Linked DNA regions of Mus musculus: region 2 is linked to region 1. Evidence: chromatin loops called from intact Hi-C (ENCODE). Cell type or tissue: heart. All regions are shown on one strand.

Region 1 (8,000 bases):
AAATAAAGTAGTAATCAAGACCCATGACATTTACAATATAAAACCAACCAGACATCAACTGTGTAGACTTTCCTACGTTTGCACTATGCGCTCCCGCTCGCTCTCTCTCTCTATATATATATATATGCTATCATAAAGCAGAAAGTGATTTCTCTCTCTCTCTCTCTCTCTATATATATATATATATGTATATATATATATATATATATGCTATCATAAAGCAGAAAGTGATTACTGACCAGATGCATTTATGTTTTTTCAACTTTAAAAATACAAAAACTTTTAATAAGACTAATGTCTGAAACATTTGTAAACCTTAAAATCATCCCCATTTCAATTTGCTATATAGCTAAATGGCTGGCTATTTTCAGACTATCCAGAAATGTAATCAGAAACATTTTTTTCAAGAAACTGAAAGGTTTCCAAATATAACACGGGATCAATCTGACTCTTATTACAGATTACAGAGGAACATCTATTTGCTCACAAGTACTTACAAATTCCAAAAGGACTGCACAAGAAGGTGTTGATTTCTTCTCTATAAGCTTTATGTTTTCCAGTTTGTTTTTTTATTTTGTATCCTCTGAAATATCCAAGTTCTTTGAAGATACTTAACCTATGACTATTTGACATAGAGTTACTTGAAGTCAGCTACCCATATTTACTTTGAAGTTTTCATATGGTCAGATCCAGAGTTAGCCAGGTTCCTTGGATTTAAGAGCAAGGTCTTCTTTACTGTTCCATGTATTTGTCACTGTTGTACTTATCCACTCCAGAAGAAATAGCCAATTTATGTGCCAAAAAGCAGAAACAAAAAGAAAAATTTCACATCTGAAGATTACTTCTAAACATCAGCGTGTATAGACAAATAGCTATCTCAATACTACCATGCTGGTGTGAAAATGGAACATCTTACATTCCCAAGTAAATAAAAGATAAAAAGAAAAAAACGCTGTATTCTTTCAATGTCTTCATTTAGAAAAGCTGTCCCATTGTAATATGAAAAAAGCTGAAGTCAAAAATTACTAAAACTTTTAATAAAGGTAAAAAGAACTGCCACAAAACTTCAGCAATATTTAAACAGTAATTTGAAACTGCTGAAACTACTTGGTACACAAATCAAACATATCTTACAGTTTTGGCTGAAGAACACAAACAGGAGAGGGGAAAGAGACAAAAATAACACCAGATGAAATGCTTTAACCACTTATATAATCCGTTTGACCCAAAATACTGAAGAAATGGCTGGGACTTTTAGTAGCTCGTTGAATTTGTTCACTACTATCAATTCACTTCAGAGATGATTCTTGTCAATTTTAATGAACTTCTGGAGCAAAATTGCCCAAAACAAAAACAAAACTGTAATTCCAAAATGGCCACTTGAAATATCCGGGGCCTTTTAAACAAAACCTAGATGATGATCTTCATACGCCAAATTCAACCACCTGTAAAAGTTGTATTAGGAAAAAACAAAAACAAAAAACTTAAGTCAGTTTTTATTTTCAAATCAAAATTAACCCCCATTTGGAAAAAAATTTAACCTCTGGGGAAAAAATTTTTCCCACACAGCCGTAAAAAGAGAGCTGGGGAAAAAGTCTTTTCCTAGCCCTCGATGAAGTCTACTGAATGAAGGGAGTTAGAAAACTGTGGGCGACGATATCACTGAAGAGTTCCGATTTGAACTGGGAACTGGGTGCAGGTAGTACCCTGGAGGTTGCAAGCGCCCAACTTAAAAACTTTGAGCAAATATTCAAACTACGAAAGTGGCCCACGGTCTCAGCAGTGCTCTTCCCCGATTCTCTCCCATGTGCCAAAGGAAAACAAATGGACAGGTGGTGCTGCCACGGAGCGTCGGGGAACCCGACTCCGAGAGTGAGAGGCGGAAAGGAGCGTGACGCTCCTTCCAAAACGCAATCTCGGAGGACGGAGCAGCTGGATTGTCCCCACTACGGCTTAGTAGGAAGGCCGGCGGGCAGGCCGGCGGGCGGGAGGGGAGCGTGGCAAGGCGAGCGTGGCAGGGCGAGTGGCTACGGTTCGCCCGGGGGCTGACTCCCAAGCCCGGGAGAGCAGCGCTCGGCTCCAGGTGCTCGGCCCCATTCCCTTGAAATTAAGCAAACAGGTTTCGGCCAAAACTCCAGGGGTGGGAGGTGCGGGACGCGACCCGTCCACCCCGTTAAGGACCGTGCTCTCCCCGGGAAAATAAACAGGTCCCGTCGGACTCGGGAGCCGACGCGACTTCGGAGCGCTCGCCTTGGGCGAGCAGCCACCACCACCACCGCAACTGCCACGGAGCCCGGCGCGGCGGGGAGGGCGAAGCGCCGCCGAGCACACGGCGGAAGTCCACGGCTCCGCACGCCGCGACTCCAGTCCCCGGTCCCCCGGTTCCCCGGTTCCCGGGGCCGCCTTGCTGGTGGTGGCCCAGGAAGGCGCGCGTGCCGGGGCCTGGGGTCTTAGCCCGACGCCGCGGGCGCCCCGGCCGTTCCCGGCCTTCGCCGCCGAGCACCACCCCCCCCCACCACGGCCGCCGAGGCCCGCCGCCCACCTCGCCCCACGGCCGCCGCCGCCGCCTCCGCTCCGCCGGGCTGAGTCAACGCCGGCCGGGGGGAGGGAGGGAGGGAGGGAGGACGGGCGGGCGCCCCGCGCCTCACGCCTCACGCCGCCCCCCGGCCGCCCGCACCCTCACGCCTCGCGCCACCAACGCCGCTCCCGACCCCTCAAGCCCCAACGCCGACACGGGCAACCCCTCCCCCGGTCCCCGAGACTCCCGTCCGGGGCCCAGGGGACTGTGTTACCTTCTGCCCCACCAGAGGTGCCCCTGGCCTGGGGGTGCCGCTGCGCTCGATCCCGGGAGGAGGTTTTCGGTACTTTGAATAATCCCCTTTTGCCGCTTTTCCCTCCCCCACAACCAGTCTCAGTCCCAAAATGGCGCCGACCCGATCCGCAATGTTCTGGGCCAAGTCTCGCGAGATCGTGGAAGGTGGCGAGGGAGGGGGGACGCAGCGGAGAGGTTGAGAAGTAAGAGGAGGGAGGCGGGGCGAGGGGAAAAGAGGAGGAAGAAAGGGTGCGGAAGCCGCGGTGCAAACGAACCCACTGGGCGGAGCCGGAGGAGGAGGGCCTCCACCACAGAACCTTCTGGCCCAAGTAGCAGCTCACGCCCCAGGTCAGGGAAGCTCCGCCCTCTACGTCGGCGCCTGGGGGAGAGGAAGGGGCGGGGCTAGACCGGGGGCGGGGCTTTGAGGAGGACCCGGAGGCTGGGCCTGGCGCGGGGGAAGGGCGGGGGCGGGGCGGGGGGCGGGGCGGGGAGGCGGAGTCTCGGCGCGGTGACGTCAGGAGCAGCTGGAGCCGGGGATTACCCCCTGCTGCTGACGTGAGGACGGTGAACAATCCGGAACGTTCGGTGGAAGGGGGAATTCCCGTCCGTTCCCTGAGGAGCGCCTCTGTGCAGCCGCGGGCCCTCCCCGAGCTCGGGAACGGTGGGGTGGAGAGGACGAGCGCAGGCGGTCCGGACGGGCAGGCGGGCTCGCAGGGCGTGCGGCGCTTCTGAGTCTGCCCGGCAGCGCCGCGCAACCCGGAACGGCCGGCGGCGGGCGCCGTTCGTTCGGCTCCGCCTGAAGCCCGCCGTGGCTCGCAGGCCGCTCGGCGCGGGCCCTGAGCGCTCCGTGGGCGGAGCCGGCCCTGCCTGAGTGATTGGGCGCCGCAGTCGCGCGCCACGCGGAGCGTGCGGGACGTTAACACGCGGAAGCCGGGTTAGGGAGGCGCGCGAGGCTCGGCTGCAGCCACCGTTCCCCCGGAGTGCGAAGGGCTGCCAGAGAGCATCGCGCTAGTAATTCCTATTTCTAATAACTCCAAAGGAGATGGATTATTTCATCAGCGTTGTCCTGGGTATCCGCATAGCACAAACGATTATTTAAAAAAAAAAAGTTACGGTATTCACTTTCTCTACATATAGCCAAAGGTTCACTCTGGAAAGGTTGGAGATTTAATTCTAAAAGGAAAAAAGTAGAAGAAATGAGGGAGAAGCGTCCTAAAGAGGGAAAATCACCGGAGCGTCATTTCCCAGAAACTTTTTATATGCATTATAGGGTTTGTAGTTTAGTGCGTTACCCCTATAAGTTCGCCGAATGTAAACTCGCCTTAATTTGTACCTCAATCTTTACCCATCTTGCCCCCTAGGTACAAAGGGAAAAAGGGCTTAAAACTAAAGGATGCTTTTTTCAATCGTGCCAATGTCTAAGATGTGTTTTCCTCACTTTTTACATAAGCTGGTTTCATATTTTAGAAATGATCCAGTTACTCCCTGGACCTTGACTACTCAACCTACCCGGTTTAAACTTCCGTTTGTTTTAGGTGGGTTTGAATATGGGTCGAGTGGGGACGGGAGAGGCAAGGATTCGTGTTGCTTTCTCTAAAGAGCTATGTAGAGAACCTTGAACGCCCGATCCTTTTGCCTCTGCTTTACAAACTCTGGGGTCACAACCATGCCCCACCCCGCCCAGCTCTGTTTTAAGTCTTAATCCAAACTCTTTCCACTACACGAGACCTGAATCCATAAAATTAACGTATATTGAAAAAGAACTTGGGTTGCTTTTGAATTTAGCTCGGATCTCAGCTATGTAACCCAAGCTGGCCTGGAGTTCTCCTTATCCCTTCAAAGACACACCACCTGGTTTCTATTTCTAAGAATTGATATCAAACTAGGCAGAACAGGAAGAGGAGGGAATGCATGGGGACATGAGAAGAAAAAGGGTACCTTTCACCAAGAGTCAGGCATTAAATAAGATGAACAGCACCTGCTTTAGAGAAAACTATTCCAAGAAAGTTAAAATATCCTGGAGTCGTGCCTTACATCTATAATCCCAGCATTCTCTGAGTTCAGATTAACCTCGAGGACATAGCAAAATTCCAGGATAGTCAGGGCTACAAATGAGACCCCGCCTCAGATTTAAAGAATGTTAAAATAGCAATGAACTGTGAATAGGTAAGAACATGTAACCTTCAATATGGTCTTACTCCTTTCCCAGATATTTTCTAGAAATTTGAAAGAAGAAACAGAAAACATCCTAACTTCTCTTACAACCCTAGTGATTTAGGGTTTGACTTTGGTGGGAGAGGGGTTCGAGGCAGGGTTTCTCCGTGTAACCTTGGCTGTCCTGGAACTCACCCTGTAGACCAAACTGGCATCCAACTCAAGAGATCTTCCTCTGCCTCCCCTAGTGCTGGGATTAAAGTTGAGCACCACCTGGCTGGTTTAACCTTTTCAACTGTTAACTGCCCAGTATACCTGGAGAACCACCCTGTGATCTTACTTAAGTTCTGTAACAAGCTTTCAAACTTAACTTCAAAGCACATCAAAATCTTAAATATTTTGATACTGTAAAGACAATGAAATGTGCCGGACTTGGAAAAGCCCACAGCCTTGCTCCTGGGTGTGGTGGTCTTTCACTGAGCCCCTCGTTTTACCCACTGGAGTGAGCAAATAATCTACGCTTTAAAAAGCAATCTCTAAGTCTACTCTAACTCCGCTTCACACCGGCTTCTCCTGGAATTCTTTCTGTAGTGAAGTCAAAGGTCCCACATTACCTGAAAACAGTTACTCAGGCTGTTGAGTTCTGCAGTGCAGGCTGCGTCTCAGTCAGCTTGTCCCTATACCACGAACAGAACCAAAGAACAATTCTAAAGGGCCAAGTTCGACAGTGTGCACACTGTGGAATCCAGGAGCTCAAGACCACAAGACCCTGTTTCAAAAAGCCAAAGGAGGATGGGAGAACACGGTTCTTCTAGACGTCAAAGTGGGGGTGTCTTTACTCTTTATACCTGCTAAGCAAGTGTTGTGTAACCACAGAAAAACCAAGGACCTGTTAGCCGTTCCACCAGCCTGCCCGTCGTTTTCTTTTCCCCAGTTAAGGAAGTCTCCACAAGGCACATCAACTGATAGATTACAAGTGAACACAATATTACACCTTCTGGGGGAAGAGATCTTTCTGTAACCAAGCTCTCTGAGATTTTTCTCTTTTGTTTTCAAGAAATTTTAAATTAGTTCTTACTGTAAATATATATATGCCACATGCATCAACTAATATAGCCCAAGATATCAGCCCAAATATACAATGCTGTAGAAGCAAAGGGTTTTTTTTTTTTTTTCTCGCAACTTGCAGGTAAGAGTGAAAACTGGGGAACAGAAAAGTCCACCAACTGAGAACTGGTTTTAAACAAGTATAGGTCCACCAGCACCTGCCTAGCACACGCCAGACCCTGGGCACTGAAACTCTCTGGAGCCACGGAAAAGGCTTTATTCTCCTTCAATTACAGATTTAAAAGGCAGAATTTTGAAAGTCAAGCAAAGCCAAAGTTTATTCAAAAAGGACAGTTTGATTAGGGTTTAAAAGAAAAGCCGGCAGGCAGGTAAGCTGTCAATCTCAGCAGCTGCCCAGAGGTGAAAGAACTGATAAGGAGAAAGACTTTGACTTAAGCCAGCAAGGAAGTCAGGCATATAGAGTAGACAGGACACTCTAGAGAAAGAATTAAAATGCTCACAGAACCAGAAAAGACGTGGCTAATAGGAGTTCTAGGGGCTAGGGACTCTGGGAAGTAAAAGGGCATTCTCTCATTAAAGGGAAAAATTTCCACTGTCTTTTTGAGGAGAGTGGGGCCTTTTGTGTTTTGTGCTTTTGCTTTGCTTTGCTTTTGCTTTGCTTTGCTTTGCTTTGCTTTGCTTTGCTTTGCTTTGCTTTGCTTTGCTTTGCTTTGCTTTGCTTTGCTTTGCTTTGGAGACAGGGTTTCTCTGTGTAACAGCCCTGGACTAGGCTAACCTGAAACTCACAGAGATCTGCCTGCAGAGTGTTGGGATTGAAGGCCTGCAGCACTACCACCTACTCCCGAACCTTTCTTCTTGACCATAAAGAAACGGATAGTCTCATCATACCAAGCCTTTATAGTCACTGTGTCAGTATGATCTCCCAAACCCACAAGAAATAATAAACAATAATTTGAATAGTCATCACAGCAGGACTTTCACTTTAAATATTGTTGTGCATATATTTGAATATATGCAATAGTATATATTTGAATATACTATTTTATAATTAATATTTAAAACTTAATTTCCGCACTAGTAAGATGGCTCAGCAGGTAAAGACATTTGCAGCCAAACTGACTTCAATCCCTGAAACCCATACTGTAGAAGAGAACTTACCTCCTATAAGTTGTCTGCTAACCAAAACACAAATTCACTCATTCATACACACACACACACACACACACACACACCCCACAATAAACAAGTAAAATAACTAAACTGCCCCTCAAAGTGTGCAACCACTAAAAGGAATAAAGTTATGTATTTGAGATAATATATATATGTGGAAAACTGCCTGGCATAGTGGCACACGCCTTTAATCCCAACATTTGGGAGGCAGAGGCAGGTGGATTTCTGGGTCCAAGGCCAGCCTGGTCTACAAAGTGAGTTCCAGGACAGCCAGGGCTATACAGAGAAACCCTGACTCGACAAACCAAAAAAAAAAAAAAAAAAAAAAAAAAAATGTGGGAAACCTTTAAAAATTGTTTTGAAGTCTGGTCTTCCTCTTCTGTGTTCTCATTATAAAGCCCTATCTACTTCCGCATGGGTCTTTAAAAAAAAAAAAAAAATGGTGGCTCCTGGAGAGTGGGTCTCCTCAAGAGCAGGAAAGGATCTTAGCCTCTGAGCTGTATCTCTCCAGCTTCTAATGGCTGTGTGTTTACCCGTCTTTCCCACTGGACTCAAGGATCCCGAGAAGCAGTATTCTCTCAGCTCACCCACAGCAACCAGTACAGTTTCAGCCAAGCTCTGAATTCCCAGGCATGTTTGTTGAATGCATGGCTTCCCACTGTGAAGATTAACTTTAATTGCCAACTTGATTGAACCGAAGACTGCCTACAAGATTAATAAAGCACACCTCTGAGGGTGTCTGTAAGGGCAATTACAGAGATCAAGAGTGCTCTGACCTAATGAATGGATTAACCAT
Region 2 (8,000 bases), 200 kb after region 1:
TTGGGTCAGAGGGTGTCTCTAGACAGCTAAATATTGATATTGCATTATTGTAACGCTACCACAAACCATTTTCAGAGTAGTTTCGTGATGAAAACTCCACAAAACAGGTCACAAAACTGGCTAGTGCTTTTGAAGCCCTGGCAAAGGAAGAGGGTATTTCCCGAAATTACTATTTGGGGGTGGGGGTGGGGTGGGGTTGAGACAGGGTTTCTCTGTATAGCCCTGGCTGTCCTGGAACTCACTCTGTAGACCAGGCTGGCCTTGAACTCAGAAATCTGCCTGCCTCTGTCTCCCGAGTGCTGGGATTAAAGGCGTGCGCCACCACGCCCGGCTCCCGAAATTACTATTAATGTATGGCCCGGGCAAGACATTTAAAGTATGCTGACAATCTGTTCTGCTGAAGAATTTCCATGTATCTTCTCAAAGATGACAAGGATCAAATAACCAGTTTTACTTACTGTTGGTGTTGAAATGTGTGGAGCCGCAGCATTTCCAGTGCACCTGTCATGCTCTATGCTCTCCTGCAGCATCTGTATTCCCCATCTTCTCTATGGTGTCAGCCTCCTGGTCCAGTTAATTTCATTGGTTCGCCCTTTCTCTGTTTTTACATTTATGTTTTTCTAAAGATGACTGGAAGTCTTCGTACATTGTGATTCATACAGGGTACTGTTATTTAGTTTATTTAGTTTTAAGTTCCCTTGTTCTCACTCCATCTGTCACCTATACGAATTACTTTACCCATAGTCGTTGGGGAACATGGACTTTCATGGTGGTCCTATATATAGTGTCTGACCTGCAGGCACGTCTGTGTCATAGACACCCGTGTAGGACCGTCTATATAATGGCACCTGTTGTTCAGTGACAAAGTACTGTAAAGCAGCAATGACACAAACACTTATTTCAAGTCAGGGGAAGGAAAGGACATTTTATCCCAACCAACACTTGGAAGTCTTGTTAAAAAGAATGAAAGATCCATCTATGTAGCTTTATTGAATAGGGGTGGTGAAGGTGGGGTAGCAAACGTCTTTCTCTAGTGATGAACAGTGGGAAAGCTGTTTGCTTTATCTGCTAATTTGAGCTGCTGGCTCGTGTCCTGGCTTGTGTGTGCTTTGTCTCAGCTGGTCTACCTGAGAACCCCCCTCCCCCAAATGAACCCCTAGTCCCCAGTGTGACTCCATTTCTACTCCAACAAGATGAAAGGAAAGATCGTGAACCAGAAAAAAACTGTAGGTCCAATTGTGCATTGGTGGGAAAGGAGCCACTGACAGATGATTTAAAAAAAAAAAAATGCAGTTCTCCTTAAAGAAGTTAGGGGTGAACAGTTTCTCTGGTATTGAAGAGGTGAACGTGTTTATAAAGAGGGCTCCATTTTAACAACCCTAAAGTTCAGGCATCCCTGGCAGCAAAGGCCTCCACCGTTCTAGGCCATGCTGAGACAAAGCAGCTGCAGCCTACACCAGCTTGGTGCAGGCTGTGATAAAGGAGACCGGCTGGAGCTCTGCCCAAACTGTGGATGGAAAAGCACCTCTTGCTACTGGAGAGTATGATAATGACTTTCCAGACTCGTGGAGAGTTTGATGAGGTTTCTAAGAACCAGGCAAACAGACACTTGCAGAAGTTGCAGCTGCTGCTATTTCTATCATGACTGCTTTCTGAAATTTTGTTATTTTGCTCATGGATTTGATAAAATTGAGACCTCTAATATTTAAGCCCAGGCTCCCTGGTTACCTTTTCAAGTTTTGCTTATATACAATACAATTCGTCAAAGCTGTCAAAATGTCAAGAGAACCTGAAGAAACCTTACTACTCTGTTCATGGAGAACTGCAAGGCCATATATTTCTCAGAATTGGCCAGGAGAATCTAAGGCCACACTTGTGAGGATGTGATAAATTTGTAGGATGAAACTTTTTTTTTTTTATGATGTAAATAAGGGGCAGGCTGTTGGCTACCTGGCTGGAGCCGAGCTGCTGAGCAGTGCTTTCTGGCTTTATCAGAGGGTGTGGGTGCGCACTGCCCCTCACTAACCCTGGTCACTCTGCTCCATTTCAAGCCACAGGGTTTTTTGTTTTGTTTTGTTTTTTAACTTTTACAACTTTGAACGCCTCGTTGAAGATGGTAGGGACAACATGTGCCAAGCCTGTTTTTGAGTTATTTGATTGGACAAAAGTTTGTGATATCATTCACAGTAGGGGAAGTGTAATTTTCCATGTCTTTTGGATGTTTTGAAGTTGAGTGACTTTTTTCTTCTGTAAAATTTCCACGAATAAATAACTTTTACCCGTGTTTTTAGGTTGATTTTTTTTTTTTTTTTGCCTTGGTAATCCTCTTTAAAAGTAACCGTTGCTTCTTCCCATAACCCATCTCCATCCTCATCCAGTGAGGGAATTGGAGACCCTAGGCTCAAACCTGAACAGTGTAATTAAGGTTTAAAGTTATGAAAAGTTTTAGCATCTTAAAAATGCTTAAATTTATGAAGCTACAGTGCAAACCTCATTTTGCCATTAATATTTATTACAAGCTCCTGGCAGGCATCTGGGAGGAGAGCTCTGGTCTTCACGGACACTCTAAGCCCCTGTAAGGTCTTAGCACACCTTCCTGTTTGTATATTATCTTCTCATGGATCTGTTTTCATACACAGGATTATTTCTTGAAGCCTATGCAGAAACAGATACATCTGCTAAGTCTCTCTCTCTCTTCCATGTATCCACTTATCCAGGAGACCACATTTATTGTATGTATAATCTCAAACAATGTTGTTTTTATTTACCCCCGAGGTAGGTGTGAGAGGCAGTTTTTGCAATTTGGTTCAGGGTCTTTGACACTCTGCTTTTTAAAAGGTTTATCAAGTGTATATCTTCGGGTCATCTTCTAGACTATTTGTGATTAATAACTCCTAGAACTGGTCTTTAAAAAAAAAAAAGTGTACAGGCTATGAATGTCGCGCAAGCACGCTCATCATGTCTGGCTCCGTCTGTCAGTCTTTCTGCCTTCTGAATTGCCATCATCTTCCAGAGCCTGTCTGGCAAATGTCTACTTCCACAGTTCACTCCAAGCCACTGAACGCCGATGCGCATTCCATTCCTGCAGGTGCCTAGCCGTCCTGCTTCCTGTCCGGGTCTCTCTCCTCTTTTGCCCATCAGCGGCTCGCTCACTTGCCATCGCGTACTCTTCTCACTTCGGGAAAGTCCGTCGAGTCCTCCTCCGAGTCTCCCGCCACCCTCCTTCCTCCCCCGCCCCGGGCTCGCCCTCCCTCCCTCCCTCCCTCCCTCCGGCCCCCCCACCGCACCCACCGGCCGGTCCCCGCGCTCGCCCGCAGTTCAGCTGGAACTTTACTCCAGCCGGGGCAGAGCGCCGTGGGCGCGCGGGGCGGGCGCGTGCAGGAGCGGCGGCCGCGGGAGCGCCGGACGGCGTGGGTGTGCGAGCGGGCCGGGGGCGTCGCGGGCCGGCCTGCCCTATAAGGGGCCGAGCCGCCTCTGCCTCCGGGCGGGTGCCTGGCGGGCCGCGGCGGCGGCAGCGGCGGCGGCGGCTGCGATTGGCTCAGGCGCCCCATCCGGGGACTGGGCTCGGCGCTGCTCGTTCGCCCTAAAGGTACCAATATGGCGGAGGTGAGCGGAGAAACCGGGCAGCGGCGGCCGTGCTGGAGCGGGAGCCGGGCGGCCCTCCGAAGCCCCGCAGCCGGCCCGAGAGCCACGGCTCCTCCCGCGGGTCCTCGGAAGGCGGCGCGGCGGCGACGGGGGATGGGGGGCGCGGGGCGGCGGCGAGGCGCGGCGAGGCTGCCGGAGGGGCGGGAGCGGGCGCGGGAGCGGTCTCCCTTCGGGACTAGGCCGCGGCGGCTCCGACCCCGGCCGGGCCGGGCGGCGGGGCCGGGCGGCGGAGGGCGGCGGCGGCGAGCCTCGGGCCGGGGTAGCCTCCGGGCCGTGGCCGGGGCGGCTGACGCGGGCCGCCGTTCGCTCGGCGCCTCCTCCCGGGATCGGGGTGGGTGGAGAGCGGCCGATCCTCGGTCGGCGGCTGGAATGCAGCGCGGAGAGCGGGCTGCGCCACTGCCCCGCCGGAGTGAGCCGACCCGGCCCTCGGCAATCCGGCCGCCCGCCGCCTCTCCTGACCGGGGGCTCCGAGGCCAGCGGGAGCGGAGCGGGACTCTCTACCCCGAAGCCTGCGAGGTGCGGCGTCCCCGGGCGCAGAGACCGACCCACACCTCGACGCCCTCGCCCGCCGAGCGGCCCGAGAGTCTCTTTACCCCGGGCCGGACTTGGGGGGGGGGGCACCGGGCGACCCGGGCTGCCGGGCACCGGGCTCCCCTGGGACGGGCAAGCTGGGGGAGGGGGCGGCGTGATGGGAGCACCGGGGCTGGGCAGGAGCGAGCTGTGTGTGCTAGGGCCGAGCTGGCGGGCCGGGGACCGACCGCTCCCCCGGGGGAGGACCCGGCTGGTCCCAGACTCAGTGGTCGCGGCTCCTCCGACCTCAGCGGCTGGTGGGTGGGGGTGGGGAGGTGGGGGCGGGAGGGTGCTCCCGCGTTGGGTTGGGGACCAGTGTCAGGGTCGAGCTGGCCTACGCTTGGGGCAGTCGACAAACCCTGGAGTTGGGGCGCCCGCGCACTCCAAGGGCAGGCTGTGTGTGTGTGTCTCAGAGGGTGAGACCCTCCTAGGGGACGGGGTTGCGTTTCGAGGAGTTGCTCTAGGGCCAGCGGAGAGCTGGGTGAGCTGCTGTAGTCGGGGGACTCGTGAGATGCCCGGGATGAAGGATTGATGCTGCGAGCCGGGTAAGCTCTGGCTTCGGCTTCCCGGCTTTGTAACTTGCCGAGCTCTAAACGGTGTCTCGGAGTTGCCCGTTTCAACTCCAGCCCTCGTCCGGAGTCTGCGAGTTTGTACACTGGGGACTTGGGGAGGAAGGCGAGGCAGCCAAGAGGGGGCCCGAAAGGGGCCGGGAGCGATTGGAGCGAAGCTACGTCTTGCACTTTTTGGCAGCTGCCTGGGAGCGCTCGGCTCCGCCCCCTCTGCGCCCTGTTGCCTGCGCTGCCTCCTTTTCCTTGCTACAGGATTCAACCTCACAGTTTTCTTTTCTCTCTCTCACTCTCCCAGGCTTCCTTTGGAAGTTCGAGCCCAGGTTTGTTCAATTTTCTTACCTCTTCCGGGGGTCGGGGGTCGGGGGGGTTGTCCCAGAGGGAGATAGGATTGGCTGGTAAAAGGATTCTCTGTACAACCACAGAAATGTACCCTGCTATATTTTTTCATCATTTGGATCTTAAAGAATTCCAATGTAGTTTTACGTTGTTAGAGAGGAGGGAATAGTTGTGCTCAGTGCACGGTGGAAAAAGTACCCCAGAAACCTTATTACAAAGTCTTTTATTCTCACATAACTTTTTTTATTGTTTGACTCTAAGCTGGAAATAATGAATCCCAAATCAACCTTCTACAAATTAACAGCTTGTTTTATTTTTATTTATTAAAAATAAATTGTCCTTTTAACTTGTCAGAACTTGGGGCAACTTGGATTATTAGCTTTTAACTCCATTTTTCTTTACTATGGCTCTCAAGTGTCTGTTATATTTAAACTGAAAATTGGGTTAGGTAAAGCTACCTTAATAATAAAGGAAAAAAGCAATGTGTGTCTTCCTGGTTTTGCACAGAGACGTATTAATATGGTTAGCTTACCTAGTACAGAAGCCAGAAAATATATTGAGGATCCAATAAAAGGAGTCCACGGAATCTGCGCGGGTGTGCCTACATGGGAGGGAGGTTGTAGTCTTTCTCTCTCTCTCCTTATCTGCTAAACTGTTTTAGGTTCTCAAACTTTCTCTAGCTGCCTTGTCCCACTTGTTCCAGAAAAGTGCCTCTGGAATTCTCCAACCCCTTTATTGTACTTGGAGGCAATTAGAATTGTTTTGCAAAGAGTCACCCAGCATAATGGAGTCTATGCTTAATTTTCCCCCTTTTTTGTATAGGGACTACCAAGGGCTAAGCAAGTTCTCTGCCATTATCCCCGGGCTCACTCCAGATGACCCCCGCCACACACACACACACACACACACACACACACACACACACACACACACACACACACACAGGGTTTCTCTGGTTTAGCTGTCCTGGAACTCACTCTGTAGACCAGGCTGCCCTCAAACTCAGAAATCCGCCTGCCTCCCGAGTGCTGGGATTAAAGGCGTGCGCCACCACGCCCGGCCTGCAGAATTTCTTTACATGCTGCTTTAGAGAGACCAAGCCACTTACTTACCTTGCAGTCTTACTTTTTGTATTTAGCTAACTTTCAAAGACCTATTTAGGTATCTTTTAAGGAGGTAAAATAATAGAATGATTATGTGATTGTAAAATCATTGTGGACATCTGTACAAGTGTTTTTAAATTTTTCCTAACTTTGAGACAAGCAGCTCTTATGACACAAGTTCAGGGAAAGAATATTTATATACATGATTTGAACATGATAATATAATTTTCCATTTTGCATCATTATCTGTAAGAAGTTGCAATTTCAATAAAAATCCAAAAGGCAGTGTGGCTTTAGTATCTAAGCAGACACTTAGTTTTTAATGACTTAGTCAATAGAGAGAATTTTAGATCTGGAAGGGACTCACAGATCATTGCCTTTAGCCCTGTGTATTTTACAAATGAAAACCCAAGCTAGACCTAGGAATTTTGAATGGCCTGCTTCAAGTCTCAAGTCACAAAGCCAGGAGTTCAGGGCCTTCTGTTTTATCCTCGACACTGGCATACCACAGATGTTTCTCAGGAAAGAAAACTTATAAAGGTGGTGTTCTGGTTTTGAGCTAATGAGTAAATATTTCATTCTCTAAAAGCAATATCTATTTCAACAAAAATGAGCATATACTATTTTTTTTTAGCTTTAAAGAAATAACAAAACCTTGCAAGTCTTATGGAAGTGGAAATTTGTATTTGTGGGAATAGGAGTGGGCTAATGCATATAATTCTCTGAACTCAGAAACATGGAACTGTAGTTGGAACCTCTCCACCATGAGAACATTTGGGCCTAGTTCACTGTTTTGGTAATGATCTCGCATGGCCCTTAAATGTTAGAAATTTTAAACGAGTAATAGCTTTCTTAAAAACAGAGCAAACTGTTGAATATTCTTCCGTATACCTGGCCACACCCTTGGGTCTCAGGATCCCTCTTCCCAAGCTCTGAGCTTCACTGGTCCCATTGCATTCAGTCCTAGCGTAAAACCAATGGAGGCAGGCAGGGAGGGAGGCCTGTGTTCCCCTGAGCTTGTCTCATTCTCTGGGAGCAGAAGATCCGATTTATTTACTTATTTTTGAACTAGTTGATTACATTCTTAAAACTATGGTATTAAACAAGTTTGTACTGACAGTAGCAACTTGGCCGTGGGATGTCTTCCAAAACCTACAGATAGAATTTTTTGTGTTACCTTCCCATAAATCTAAGACGTTTGTTTGTTTGGTTTGTTTTTCGAGACAGGGTTTCTCTGTGCAGCCCTGGCTGTCCTGGAACTCACTCTGTAGACCAGGCTGTCCTTGAACTCAGAAATCCATCTGCCTCTGCCTCCCAAGTTCTGGGATTAAAGGTGTGCGCCACCATAGAATCACTTTATTCAGATCTTAAAATTCCTCAGAATCAGACAAGCATTAAAAGTGCAAATCCATGTTCTAGATTGCTTTTAAAAATCTTAGAATTGCTGGGCAATGGTGGCGCACGCCTTTAATCCCAGAACTTGGGAGGCAGAGGCAGGCAGATTTCTGAGTTCGAGGCCAGCCTGGTTACAAAGTGAGTTCCAGGACAGCCAGGGCTATACAGAGAGAGAAACCCTGTCTCACAAACAAACAAACAAACAAACAAATAAACAAACTTAATTGTTATATATAGCTGCTTCATAGAAGTATTTGTCTTAAAAGCCAATTTTCTATTGAATTTGTGTCTGTTTAGGGTTATAATTAATGTAAAATATATAATCTCTTCTGAAATGTTAATGTTAGTTTGTTGACTCTTTTCTGGAAGTCTCCCATTCCTG

The links. Peaks named below come from ENCODE experiments on the same cell type or tissue, not always from the same donor. Only the 100,000 strongest peaks of a DNase experiment are listed, where the experiment ranks them.
Region 2: it touches region 1 in a loop (4-fold over the local background); 11 of 42 quality-filtered maps call a loop at or near these places.

Annotation. Positions count from the first base shown.
Region 1 is chr13:111,486,926-111,494,925 of GRCm38, forward strand. Gpbp1 (GC-rich promoter binding protein 1) reads right to left here and starts at 3,202. Exons shown (of 13, transcript NM_028487.5): 1 at 2,793-3,202; 2 at 498-1,445. In heart, no CTCF peak of the experiment used is centred here; DNase peaks (open chromatin) are centred at 2,076, 2,446 and 3,076; H3K4me3 peaks cover 3,059 bases; H3K27ac peaks cover 2,346 bases; H3K27me3 peaks cover 1,204 bases.
Region 2 is chr13:111,682,749-111,690,748 of GRCm38, forward strand. Mier3 (MIER family member 3) reads left to right here and starts at 3,430. Exons shown (of 13, transcript NM_172593.3): 1 at 3,430-3,606; 2 at 5,080-5,104. The coding sequence starts at 3,598. In heart, no CTCF peak of the experiment used is centred here; DNase peaks (open chromatin) are centred at 3,513, 4,163 and 4,853; H3K4me3 peaks cover 2,884 bases; H3K27ac peaks cover 2,287 bases.